2 separate regions of the Homo sapiens genome follow, and region 2 is linked to region 1. Evidence: read pairs that join two places in POLR2A ChIA-PET (ENCODE). Cell type or tissue: GM12878. All regions are shown on one strand. Links, peaks and the distances in the headings refer to the core of each region. The heading gives the core; the rest is flanking DNA.

Region 1 (5,719 bases), core at 1,477-5,476:
AATAGAATTTATTTTTAAATATTTTTAATTTTAAACCGTGGATGTTTACTAGTTTCCTTGGCCAATGCAAGGAAATAGTTAAGAAATTGGTTTTGGTTTTAAAAGTTGCTTCAAAAACAATGAATACAGTGTTTTTGTACAGCCTACTTTACCGATGATTAAGGTTGGAATTGGGACAAGGTGCATTGCCAATTTGCAGAAGGATCAGCAGATTGCACCTGGAAAGTTTTATGGGTTTATAGCAGTGGTTTATTACAGAGGTTTATTGAAGGCAGACATTCAGACCACATGATGGCCATTTTATGGCAGATTACTTACTTTACTAATCAAATGTCACAGCTAACGTTTTTTAGATAACCTCCCCCTGAAAAGGCATTAACTTGCTGATAATCTATAGTTTCAGCTATTGCTTCTAAATTTTTTTCTCAAAAATATTTTAAAATAACTATCACTTTATCCTGTTTCTCTCCAAATAGCCCTGGGATACGTCTGCAGAGAGGCAGCTGTAAGTCAATTATCCTGGAGTCACTAAATAGTTACATTCACTTGGATATGACTTTTTATTTGCTTCCAGATGTTTCTGTGTAGAGGCAGCCCATGATTATGAAATATGTACAGTGCAGATCAGTGACTCACTGCCGCAGAATGATTTTGATATTCACTGTTGTCTCTATCTCTCAGAAATCAAAGCCCTTTGCATAATACCTAGCACGTAGTCAATGCTCTGTAGATACCTGAAAAATGAAAGAATCAACAGTAGACATTGTATCAGTCACCCTCTATATCTATGTATCCCTTTCCTTTTACTTTTTAAAATTGCTTTTTAAAACTTGTTTTAATCAATTTTATAACAAACAAACACACTTCACATTCCACCCGGCCCCTGACTACCATCAAGCACTGTGGATGGCACAGCTACTGGAAACTCTTTTTAATTGTCTCTTTGGGAATTGAAATCTTCAATTCTTTTTCTTTTTTTTTTGAGACAGAGTCTCGCCCTGTTGCCCAGGCTAGAGTGCAGTGGTGCCATCTCGGCTCACTGCAACCTCCGCCTCTCAGGTTCAAGCAATTCTCCTGCCTCAGCCTCCTGAGTGGCTGAGATTACAGGCCTGTACCACCACACTCGGCAAATGTTCTATATTTTTGGTAGAGACAAGGTTTCACCGTGTTGGCCAGGCTAGTCTAGAACTCCTGACTTCAAGTGATCCACCCACCTTGGCCTCCCAAAGTGCTGGGATTACAGGCGTGAGCCACCGCACCTGGCCTGAAATCTTCACTTCTAAATAATATGCACATATTGATCTGTATCAATTTATAGATGTAGACTTGATGTTTTAGATCCCTATTCTGGAAGATGAGGCTATCACCCATTTTTATCACCCCTTTCCTCTCTTCCATCTTTCCAATAAAATTGTAGCTCAATTTTTGGGTAAATCTGTATCTAAGGTTTTCATTATTATGACTGAAAATTTTGCTTCCTACTTACTGAGCCAAGAAATACTTTAATTTTGAGTCAGGAAATATTTACTTCATATCATTTCTTAACAACCTTTTGTTTTCCTGGGCCTGCTTGTATTTTTAAGAACATATTCTCCCCACACCCTGCAATAGGTCTGGATCTGAAAAAACAAACAAACAAAAAAAACCTTCAATATCATTTTTTATGCAGCCACATCTGTTCAGTGGTTTTTAGTCCTGCTTTGTGTTTTACGTTTCTGTTAGATACTCTTTCAGAAGCCATTTCACCTGCTGCATTCTGAATGGGCTACTCTCTGGGTCTCCTACATGTCTACTGTCTTGGGTCTTCTTCACCATCATTCTGATAATTCTCTGCTATGTTGGAACCCTTGATTTCTGGGTCTGATATATTCCTCTCTGTAGTGTTCTGCCTCATTTTTTTGGAGTGCATCCTCTAGTACAGGGTCCCCAAGTCCCCCGTCCACAGACCAGTACCAATCTATGGCCGGTTAGGAACGGGGCTTTCACAGCAAGAAGTGAGTGGCAGGCCAGAGAGCAAAGCTTCACCTGTTTTTACAGCCACTCCCCATTGCTCAAATTACGGCCTGAACTCCACCTCCTGTAAGATCAGCAGTGGTATTAGATGCTCAAAGGAGCGCAAACCCTACTGTGAACTGTGCATATAGGGGATCTGGGTTGTGCGCTCCTTATGAGAATCTAATGCCTGATGATCTGTCACTGTCTCCCATCACCTCCAGATGAAAATGTCTAGTTGCAGGAAAACGAGCTCAGGCTACCATTGATTCTACGTTATGGTAAGTTGTGTAATTTTATTTCATTATATATTACAATTTAATAATAATAGAAATAAAGTGCACAATACATATAATATGCTTAAATTATCCCAAAACCATCCCCCACCCCCAGATGGTGGAAAAACCAGTCCCTGGTGCCAGAAAGTTTGGGGACTGCTGCTTCAGTAGCTTCATGGAAATGGTGTATGAAAAATAGATTTTTTGAGAGTCTGTGAATCTGAAAATGTCTTTATTTTGCCATCATGATTGATAGTTTGGCTGAGTGTAAAAATTCTAGGATGAAAAATCTTTCCCTTTTGAACTTTGAAAGCACCATCCCTCCATTCTTCTAGCTTCAGATGCTGCTATTGAGAATTCTGATGTCATTCTTATTCCTCTTTCTTTCTTTGTGTGTGTTCCTTTTACTGCTTGTTTCCTCTTTGGAAACTTTTAGAATCTTTTCTTTATTTCTGATGTTTTGAAGTTTCAAAATGATATTCCATGGTGTGTATATTAGTTTATTATGTGTACTAGATTCTTACATGTTTTGAAGACTTAACTGGGAAAGTACAGTTTTTATTTGGTCGTTTTTTTCCCCCTAAAATTCTTCTGGATTTCTTCCTCTGCTTTTCTTATTTTTCTCCTGTTGTCTATTTTTGTGTACTGTTTTCCTTTTGTGAGATTTCTTCAACTTTATCTTTTTAGCCTTTTTGTTTTAAAAATAGAAAGCCTTTCTATTTTAAAAGTTGCTGACATTTTAAAAATTTCAACTTTCACATTTTAATTTCCAAGAGCTCTTTATTGTTCAGTGCTTTTTCCTTTTTTAGAGTATTCTGTTCTTGTTTCATGAAATCAAGACCTTTCTAGAAATATTAATTATAGATTTTTAAAGCCTTTTTTCTGTTCTCTATTATAGTTTGCATTTTTTTTTTCTGTTTGTTATAAACCTGACTGCATGGTGTTCTATAGCTGGTTGGGGGAAGGAGCTGGAACATGTCACTCTTTAGTGTGCTGATGCCCCCAGAGGTTACTGTTTTCATCCATCACGGCACCCCTGCCTCCTCTGTGCCTAGTATCCCCAATCCAGGGTCTCTACAGTTTGCTTTCTTTTCAGAGAAAAATTTCAGGTCCTCTGTGGAGTGGGGGTGGAGATATGGGGGAATTAATTGTATTTTTTTTTTTTTTTTTTGAGACTGAGTCTTGCTCTGTCACCCAGGCTAGAGTGCAGTGGTGCAATCTTGGCTCACTGCAGCCTCTGCCCCCCGGTTCAAGTGATTCTCCTGCCTCAGCCTCCTGAGTAGCTAGGGTTACAGACGTGAGCCACTGTGCCCAGTCTAGTTGTTTTTTTAATACACATTTTGAAGCAATTGCCTGTTGAGTCCTGCCTTACCCTCACCTCCCAAAGGTATCTTGAAACCCAGGTTCTCAGCTTTTCTAAGGTTCTGTGTGGCTTGCTTCTTATTGTGCTGTTTTGACGTTTGCACTTCCTTCTCTTGCTGAGTCATTCAGGATTCCTCCATCTGATTCTGTCTTCATATATTGTAATTTAGGGCTTTCATATGTCTTTTGGTTTTATCAGAGATCAAAGTTGTATTTCTGTGTCTTGCTTTCTTTGCTTGGGGTTGACTTTTGAGAGAAGAACACAGAAAAACTAATGTGTTTATCCCATCATCTTGAAACAGAAAAATCCTCTTAGATTGACCTTAGACAGTATCAGGTTTTCTCTTTGTGTTGGATTTGATAATTCCCACATTTATCTTAAGCAAAATTGAGTCTGTTAGGGGCATTGGTGTGCTTTCTTTAAGGTAAAAAAAAATGCATATAATTTAATTTCCTTTATAAAATTACATTAATTCTCAGTTTTTTTTTGGTATTGTAGTAGATTCATTCTACGTTAGTGACGTTTTCAAGACTAGTGTACCCTTTAAAGAATCAAACCTTTTGGTTCACCAACTTTTAGTTGAAATTTCTCCAAAATTTATCAGCGATTTCCCTACATTATTAAAGAGAAAGAGATGAATGCATTCTTCTCGTGGTTTCTCGGAGGCATCATCTGAATATCATTTATTGCACGATGGTATAATTTTGTAACATCTCTGGGGCTGGTACCTCCTCTTTCACTGAATTCTCCCAGGCACTTGCTTTTTAAATTCATAATCGATTTTGCAGAGGTGGCTGTCACTTCCCAATGAGTCATCTTTGGGAAGAGCTCTCCATTCCCCTGACACTGTGCTACATTTAATTGACTGTCCAGTGTGCTCAGAAAGAACTGAGATTGGCAGCAGAAACAAAATATTCAGGCTGGCAAAACCAGGAGCCTTAAATTTAATTTCAAATCCTGTTCAGTAGTCTTTGATGGACAGTTCCTTCCAGTTTCCATGATTCTATAGGGTACATGTCTCAGGCTATGTGGCAGTTCTATTCTTCTCTGCTAAGCCTCAGATGTCTAACACTGTACTGTGGTTTTGTCCTGATAGAACGCTTATGTTAGCTGGTACAGTGATGGATAGAGTTTTGCTCAGCAGAACCTTTGGCCAAGTTGTTCACGCCTATAGCTGGACTCTTAGTTTCACATTTCCATTGCCAATTAAAAGTAAGGCTGTCCCCAGAATTTGAGTTGAAATGCTCAGAGATAGGGAAGATGGGCTGGCTGATCATTTTTATCATTCAGACTTTTTTTTTTTAATCTGATCATAAGAAATAGCTTTGCAGGAGAATGGTGTGAACCCGGGAGGCGGAGCTTGCAGTGAGCTGAGATGGCGCCACTGCACTCCAGCCTGGGCAACAGAGCGAGACTCCGTCTCAAAAAAAAAAAAAAAAAAATAGCTCTGTGAAATAGCCATGGAAAAATAGGGTTAATAAACGAGGATGCTTCACTTGGTTCAAATGTCCTTTTTGGGAGGCGAGGAGTCAGGGAATTATCTCTTCACATGGTGATAATATAGAGAAAATTCCAGAGCAAAAACTTTACCTATCTTGGAAATTCAGATCAAAAGAATTTTGGAGCAGGGCATGGTGGTGTGTGCTTGTAGTCCCAGCTATTCAGAGGGCCGAGGAGGGAGGGTCATTTAAACCCAGGAGTCTGAGGCCAGCCTGGGCAACATACCAAGACTCCATCTCTGAAAAAAAAAAAAAGAATTTTTGGTAGTAATAGCAGCTGATACTGAACACATCAAATGACTTAAACACTAACAAACAAATGTTCACTGGATAAACTTACCCTTCAACACCTACTTCAAGTATCCCCTGGTCTTGGGGCTTTCTGTCTATGATCAGCCCCACACTAAGTTAGTGATTCTGTCCTTAAATGCTCCCGCAGCGGTTTGCTCATATTCCTGAAATAGCACCGGCCCCACTGTGTTCTAATTCATCTATTTTCACATCTTTCTTCCTGCCTAGATGGCGAGGTTCTGGGAGGGAACGATTCACCTTTGCGTCCCCAGCACCTGGTGTGCGTGGGCTGCTGT
Region 2 (5,719 bases), core at 1,009-5,008, 880 kb before region 1:
ACTCTGAAGTGATGGAGAAATGTCTGCTGTGGCAGAGGGAACCTGGGCCTGGAGTGAAGAGGCTGTCCCTAAATCCTATGACCATTGGCAGGCCCCCACCATGCCCCTCTGCAGCCTGTAACCTCAGCTCCTGGTTCACTGGGGCCGTTGGCCTCATCAACTCTGCCATGTCCAGTGCCCCATGTGTGTTTGCATGCTGGGTCCTGCAGAAATCCCATTTTTATGTATTCATACCTGTTCTGTTCTGGGCCATTTGGGCCTGATGGGTTATACCATTGTTCCTACCATGCTGGAATGGGAAATACATGGTCTGATGAAATGACCATGTTTTCCATGGGCATCAGATAAAGAACTACTTCATTCATTCAAAATGATGGCTACTGTGTGGCATGAGGAAGGAAGGTGAGTTCCAGGTACCTCAGCTAGCTAGTATCACGTGACTTACTCCTTAAAATGCTGTCCACTGCCAACACTGATGCCGTGTGTTGAGTAGCTTGGAATTGGGCTGAACTGTAGCTCTTGTCTTGCTTGGTCCATAAATGCTCTGAATAGGAATCTCTTTGGAAGCTAACTAGGGGCAGAGTCATTCTGAGGGGTGAAGGCAAATATGGAGGGCGTAGATCTCCAGTTCATCAGACCCAGGCATAAATGCATCAGTGCTGGACCCATCTCCCCCACATTTGTGCATGCTGATAGACTCTGAGTGTGGAGAAGAGCTGTGTGGCTGGTTGTAGTCCACGCTGTCTACATTGGAGTCTCTGAAATGCATTGTACAGTCAGGAGTCCAGTCCATTGCTCCTGTTAGGAATGGCTGGCTTTTCCATGTTTGGTTTACATGGTTACAGTCTGCACAAATCTTCACACCTTAAACAATGCCCACTCCCTCTGTAATCAGGATGGAAACCTTTATAAAATGCAAGAATGACATACCAGGAGGACTTTTCAGGACCTTGGGCAAGAGTGAAAAAAGAAGAAAACCAGATAAGTAAGCCTGATGAACTTAGCTCTAGAATAGTTGCATGAAGGAAGTGCCTGGTAAGGAGGAAGTTGTGTTTAAGAGGTCGTACGTGGAAAATTTTTTCCCCACATGCTTTAAAAGGGAAAAGAATAGCCTTGAAAGGCCAGCCTTGATTACGTGTCCCCCTCCCATCCCACTGCCACCTTTGACACTGTGCTTGCCTCTAGCCAGCCACTCCTGGAATGGTGTCCTGTGTCTTCCTTCTTCAGCCAGTGGAGGGGTGAGATCATTCGAGATTAGGCTCTGCCCTAAGTTTCTCACTGCTGTCCCAGCCCTCAGGGAGACTAATTGCATGTGCCCAAAAGAACCCGGGCACAAATACCTTTATAATGGAAATTATCTGTTTTTAGAGTGCTGGCGTTTTCTGAGCACCTACTGTGTGCCAAGCACTCTGCATATGTTCTCTCATCGTCTGCTCATTGCACAGCCAGCTGGGGGTGACTAGCCCCGCTGGGCAGGAGCTGAGCTTCAGCCATGTCCCTGAGAGAGTGTGGCTTGTGATGGGCTAGAGCCTGGCTTGAAAATCCAGGTCCCTCTGCTCCAAAGCCAGTTTCTCCTCACCACCTAGTTTTGTCCCCAATTGTGCACATGTTGCTGTTTCAAAGAGAAATCTCTTGCTCCTCTGCATGGGTTCCCTGATGACATTTTTATCACTGCCTGTGGGCAGAGAAGTAGGTTGCTCACTGTGGGGTGACATTTAAGAAAACCAACTCCATCAAGCTTTCCCTTTGAATGTGTTGTTATGGTACAAGAAGTCTTCGTTTGTCCTGGGCTATTTTGAAATAAAAGGCAGGAAACTCCCCTCTTGTTTCTATATCTTGCATAGAAGTCATCAAAACAGAATCCTCTGTTCTGTGCGGTAGTCGTGATTGAGGAAGCAGCTGTTCTCTTCATGATGACCCAACCAAAGCCAGCAGTCTGGAGGCGTCAGGGATCCAGAATTGTCTCTTCCATCTGCTGGGTTTACTTGCGTGTGTTAGAAGTATTTGGCATGGAAACTCTTTCCCTACCCCACCTCGTGGGCGAGGCCAGAAGGGAGCTCTCCTGGTGGGGGCAGGGCAGACCCCAGGCTCTGCTGTACTTCAGATAATGCCACGGTTTCCTCCATAGAATGGGTGCCACAGCCTCCCATGGGGCCAGGCTGAGTGAACGAACCAGATCAACTGTCTCTCCAAGTCCATGGGTGGGAAGGCAGGCCTCTCCTGTCTGTGATTGGGAGTTGTATGGGTCTGCTTTGTTGTGCATGGAATTTCACACAGTCTGAGCTGTCTAGGCATTTTCAGGCCTCCAGCTAACTCACCGAGTGAGCCAGGGAGTGGTGCCGATGAGAATGTGTGACTGGATCGCGAAGCCAAGCGAGTCCATGGAGATCTTCAAACCAAGATGAAACTTAGTCGTTTGAGTGTTTTCAGGGGTCTGAATCGTCAGCATCATTTAGACTGGAGTTTGCACTCTGGTGGTCTGGGTCTGGGGGCCAGATGTGGTCCTCAGACATGATTTGTTTGTCTCATATGATGCTTTACAAGTTTTTAAATTTCTTGGGAACATAAAAAGGAGATTGTGCAAAGAAGTCCTGACTTTCAGTTTCTCTTAACAAGTCAGGAGGTAAATTTTAATAGTAGCCTGGATCTTCTTTCCCAAACAGCCCACCACAGTTAGCTGTAGCCAGAGCCGTCCACGGTGGGCCAGGCATGTTCTCTGCACATCATCTCGGTTCCTATGCAGCATGCTTCTCTCATTTGTGTTTCCTGCTTGGCCCTGGAAGGCATTTGAGTTTGAGATCCCTGGAGTGGATAAGACATTGGGAAGGCAGATTCAGATTTTCTGGCTCTCCAGGTTATTGGCACAGGGAGAACGATGGTGAATGGCAGTGACTAGTAGAAATGCCCAGGATGTTTGCAGTGCTCAAGGTCATTGCCATCATAATCCTGCTACCTCGTGTTCCACCTGCTAGTAAACTTGCAAAGATAAGCCAGTACTCCGGGCACTAATAAAAACTCTGAAAGTACAAATATGTCCCTTAAATCTTGGAAGCTAGTCTCAGGCCAGGGGCCCTTCTACCCTGTGAATGGCCCTGTGATACTGGGTGACCTGGGGATTCATTTTGTACCCCCGCACCCCCCCCCCCCCCACAATCACTCAGGTGCTTCACCTAGTGTAATCTTCTTATCTACAAGTGCCTTCCTGAGGCTGAGGCAGGCAGATCGCTTGAGCCCAGGAGTTTGAGACCAGCCTAGTCAACGTAGAGAAAACCCATCTCTACTAAAAATACAAAAATTAGCCGGGTGTTATGGCATGCACCTGTGGTCCCAGCAACTGGGAGGCTGAGACGGGAGGATCGCTTGAGCCTGGGAGGCGGACGTTGCAGTGAGCCAAGATCGTGCCACTGCACTCCAGCCTGGGTGACAGAGTGAGACCCTGTCTCCAAATATAAATAAGTAACTAAATAAATAAAAAGTGCCTTCTGGATTTTAATAGATATTGCAAGGGAATTTTTACAAATAAAGATGTAATTTTTAAATTCTCATGACAGGCAGCCTAGCTGCTGTGTACCAAGTAGATAACTTCTGGTGTTAGACGGAAATTTCTTAGGGTAGATGAAACATGTATCTCAGCTCTTTCTTTTGACAGAGACTCAATACAGCAAGTAGAAGTAAAGCAAAGATTTGCCAGATGGTAATTAGTATTTTTCAAAGAATTGAGGTGTTCTCTTCGTATTTCTTCAAATATCTAATAGCAATCCCTCCTATCATTTATCTTTTTCACTCAACCCTGTTTTTATCTCTTCGTATGGCAGCTGTTCTGTGACTTTTTGTTTCCTTCTGATTCTCACACGTATTTCACCGCATAGTCAACCTTTGGGATTCTTAGTGTCATTCCAAATGGTTTGCTGAATTTGAGAAATGTAGCTTGTCAATCCATTGCCTGAAAGCCCTTCCCATGCCTTTCCTTTGCAGCAGAAACATGGCATCCTCATCTGCCTCTTTCTCACCTACTGGTCAGGGCATTGTGCACCTGGGTGGTTGGTTCAGCCTCTGATTCTGCTAGGCCAAGGCTCTGACGATGCCACTGTTCTCCTTCAGTGCATTCTAGGGACTGTTGGAGCTCCTGAAGGCCAAGGATCATCTTGACCTAGATTTAGATTTCCAGGGCCTGGCCAGAGGACATGCTGGGGGTGGGTAGTAGGCCACCCATCCAATTCTGACCTCATGGCTTTTGCAAGAAACTCAACTTTTATGGATCCTGATTTTCTCATGTGCAAAATTGTCCTCCCAGTTACTAGGGTTCTAGGTACCAAATCCACTAAAAATGTGTTTTTCAAACTTTAGGAACCACCGGACTCAACCTGGAGGGCTTACTAGACACAGCTGCTGGGTCCCACCCTCATGCAGTTTGTCTGGGGTCGGGGACTGAAACTTTGCCTTCCTAATGAGTTCTCAGGCAATTCTCTACTGATCCGGGTCCACGCTTGGAGAACCAGTGCACATTGCTGAAGCAGGTGCCAGGTACCCCAGTGTTCCCCCCAGCAAGGATGTGGGTTGGCCTGTGTGGGTCTTGGCTGCCTGGCATATGAGGCTCGTCTTTCCTTTCATTTTCCCACTGCATCTTATTTTCTGGGAAACTTGAGACTAGATTCCCGGAGATGTTTTGTTTTCCGTTCAGCCATCTTCATGGAAGCTGTCCTCACACTCTCACCGTGATAGTTGGAGACACATTTATTTCCTACCTTTAGGTAATTCTATCACTAACACACACCATCCACTGTCCATCTCGGTTTCCACCCTCCACCTGGAACCCAGATACTAACGGAGGCAGCCTTGGCGATTTTGAGTTTTGAGCTTTTGGTTTCCCAGATAGGTTGATTTTACCCGTTCTCACCAAAGACAGGCCGCATTTGGGTCGAGCTGACAGAGCTGTCATGGACACAGCAGGTTACCCTGTACTCGGGAATGCTTCATGAAGCTTCCCACTCACTGCCGTCAGTCCAAGGCTGGGCGCCCTTTGTTTCAGGTGCCCTGAAATCAGTGTCTCCGTGCAGTGGTGGGAAATAGAGTGCTTAACCATGTCCAGAATCAACTGCTGTACCCTTTCTTTCCCTTCCCTGATGACACCTGAGCCCAGCCGGGGCTGCTGGAGGTGAGAGACCCTGGGACCCATCTGGGGAAGCAGGTGCAGAGCCAGGAAATGGTGCGTTGAAGTCCATACAGTCAGCCATGCTCACATCTAAGTGCTTAGTGGTGGTTTCCTCTCATTTGGGGGTTTTAGTTGTCCAGAGTGAACCTGAAATCACTGCTGGGTCTTGTGTCTTTAGCTCCAGATGTAGTCACTGGGAGGTGACGGGCAGGCTTTGGCTTTGCCTGGCCTTGAAGTTTTCCTCACAGTTTTGTTTTGTCAAGGAGTGTTCCCCCTTCTACTCTCGCTCCTCAGAAACAAGGGGACACTAACTCAGTCATGGCTTTGAATGGAGCGTTTCTGTGTGGTTTTCTCCTTGTCCCAGTACTCTGCCTTCTGCAGCTCCCAGCCCCCAGCAGCTGGGCACATTGGCCCTTGTGCTTTCATATCCACGAAAACACGTGGGAAGCGCGTGCCCAGCACATGCCTTGATCACATATTTGTAACTCGGGAGTCTGAGATGATCGTGACATTCTCGTATGGGGCTGTGTGTGGCCACTCCCATTCCCCAAGGGAGAACACAATTAC

The links. Peaks named below come from ENCODE experiments on the same cell type or tissue, not always from the same donor. Only the 100,000 strongest peaks of a DNase experiment are listed, where the experiment ranks them.
Region 2: POLR2A ChIA-PET joins it to region 1 with 10 read pairs; 1 of 35 experiments calls an interaction of 5 or more read pairs at or near these places.

The regions. Positions count from the first base shown.
Region 1 is chr10:123,842,789-123,848,507 of GRCh38, reverse strand. The region is part of intron 3 of CPXM2 (carboxypeptidase X, M14 family member 2); the gene reads left to right. Among named protein-coding and RNA genes, the nearest start is that of CPXM2, 46 kb to the left of the region's middle. In GM12878, for the core only: no CTCF peak of the experiment used is centred there; a DNase peak (open chromatin) is centred at 3,707.
Region 2 is chr10:124,724,761-124,730,479 of GRCh38, reverse strand. All of the region lies in intron 1 of FAM53B (family with sequence similarity 53 member B), which reads left to right. Among named protein-coding and RNA genes, the nearest start is that of FAM53B, 17 kb to the left of the region's middle. RefSeq lists enhancers at 1,837-1,976, 5,356-5,719. In GM12878, for the core only: no CTCF peak of the experiment used is centred there; no DNase peak of the experiment used is centred there; H3K27ac peaks cover 1,017 bases.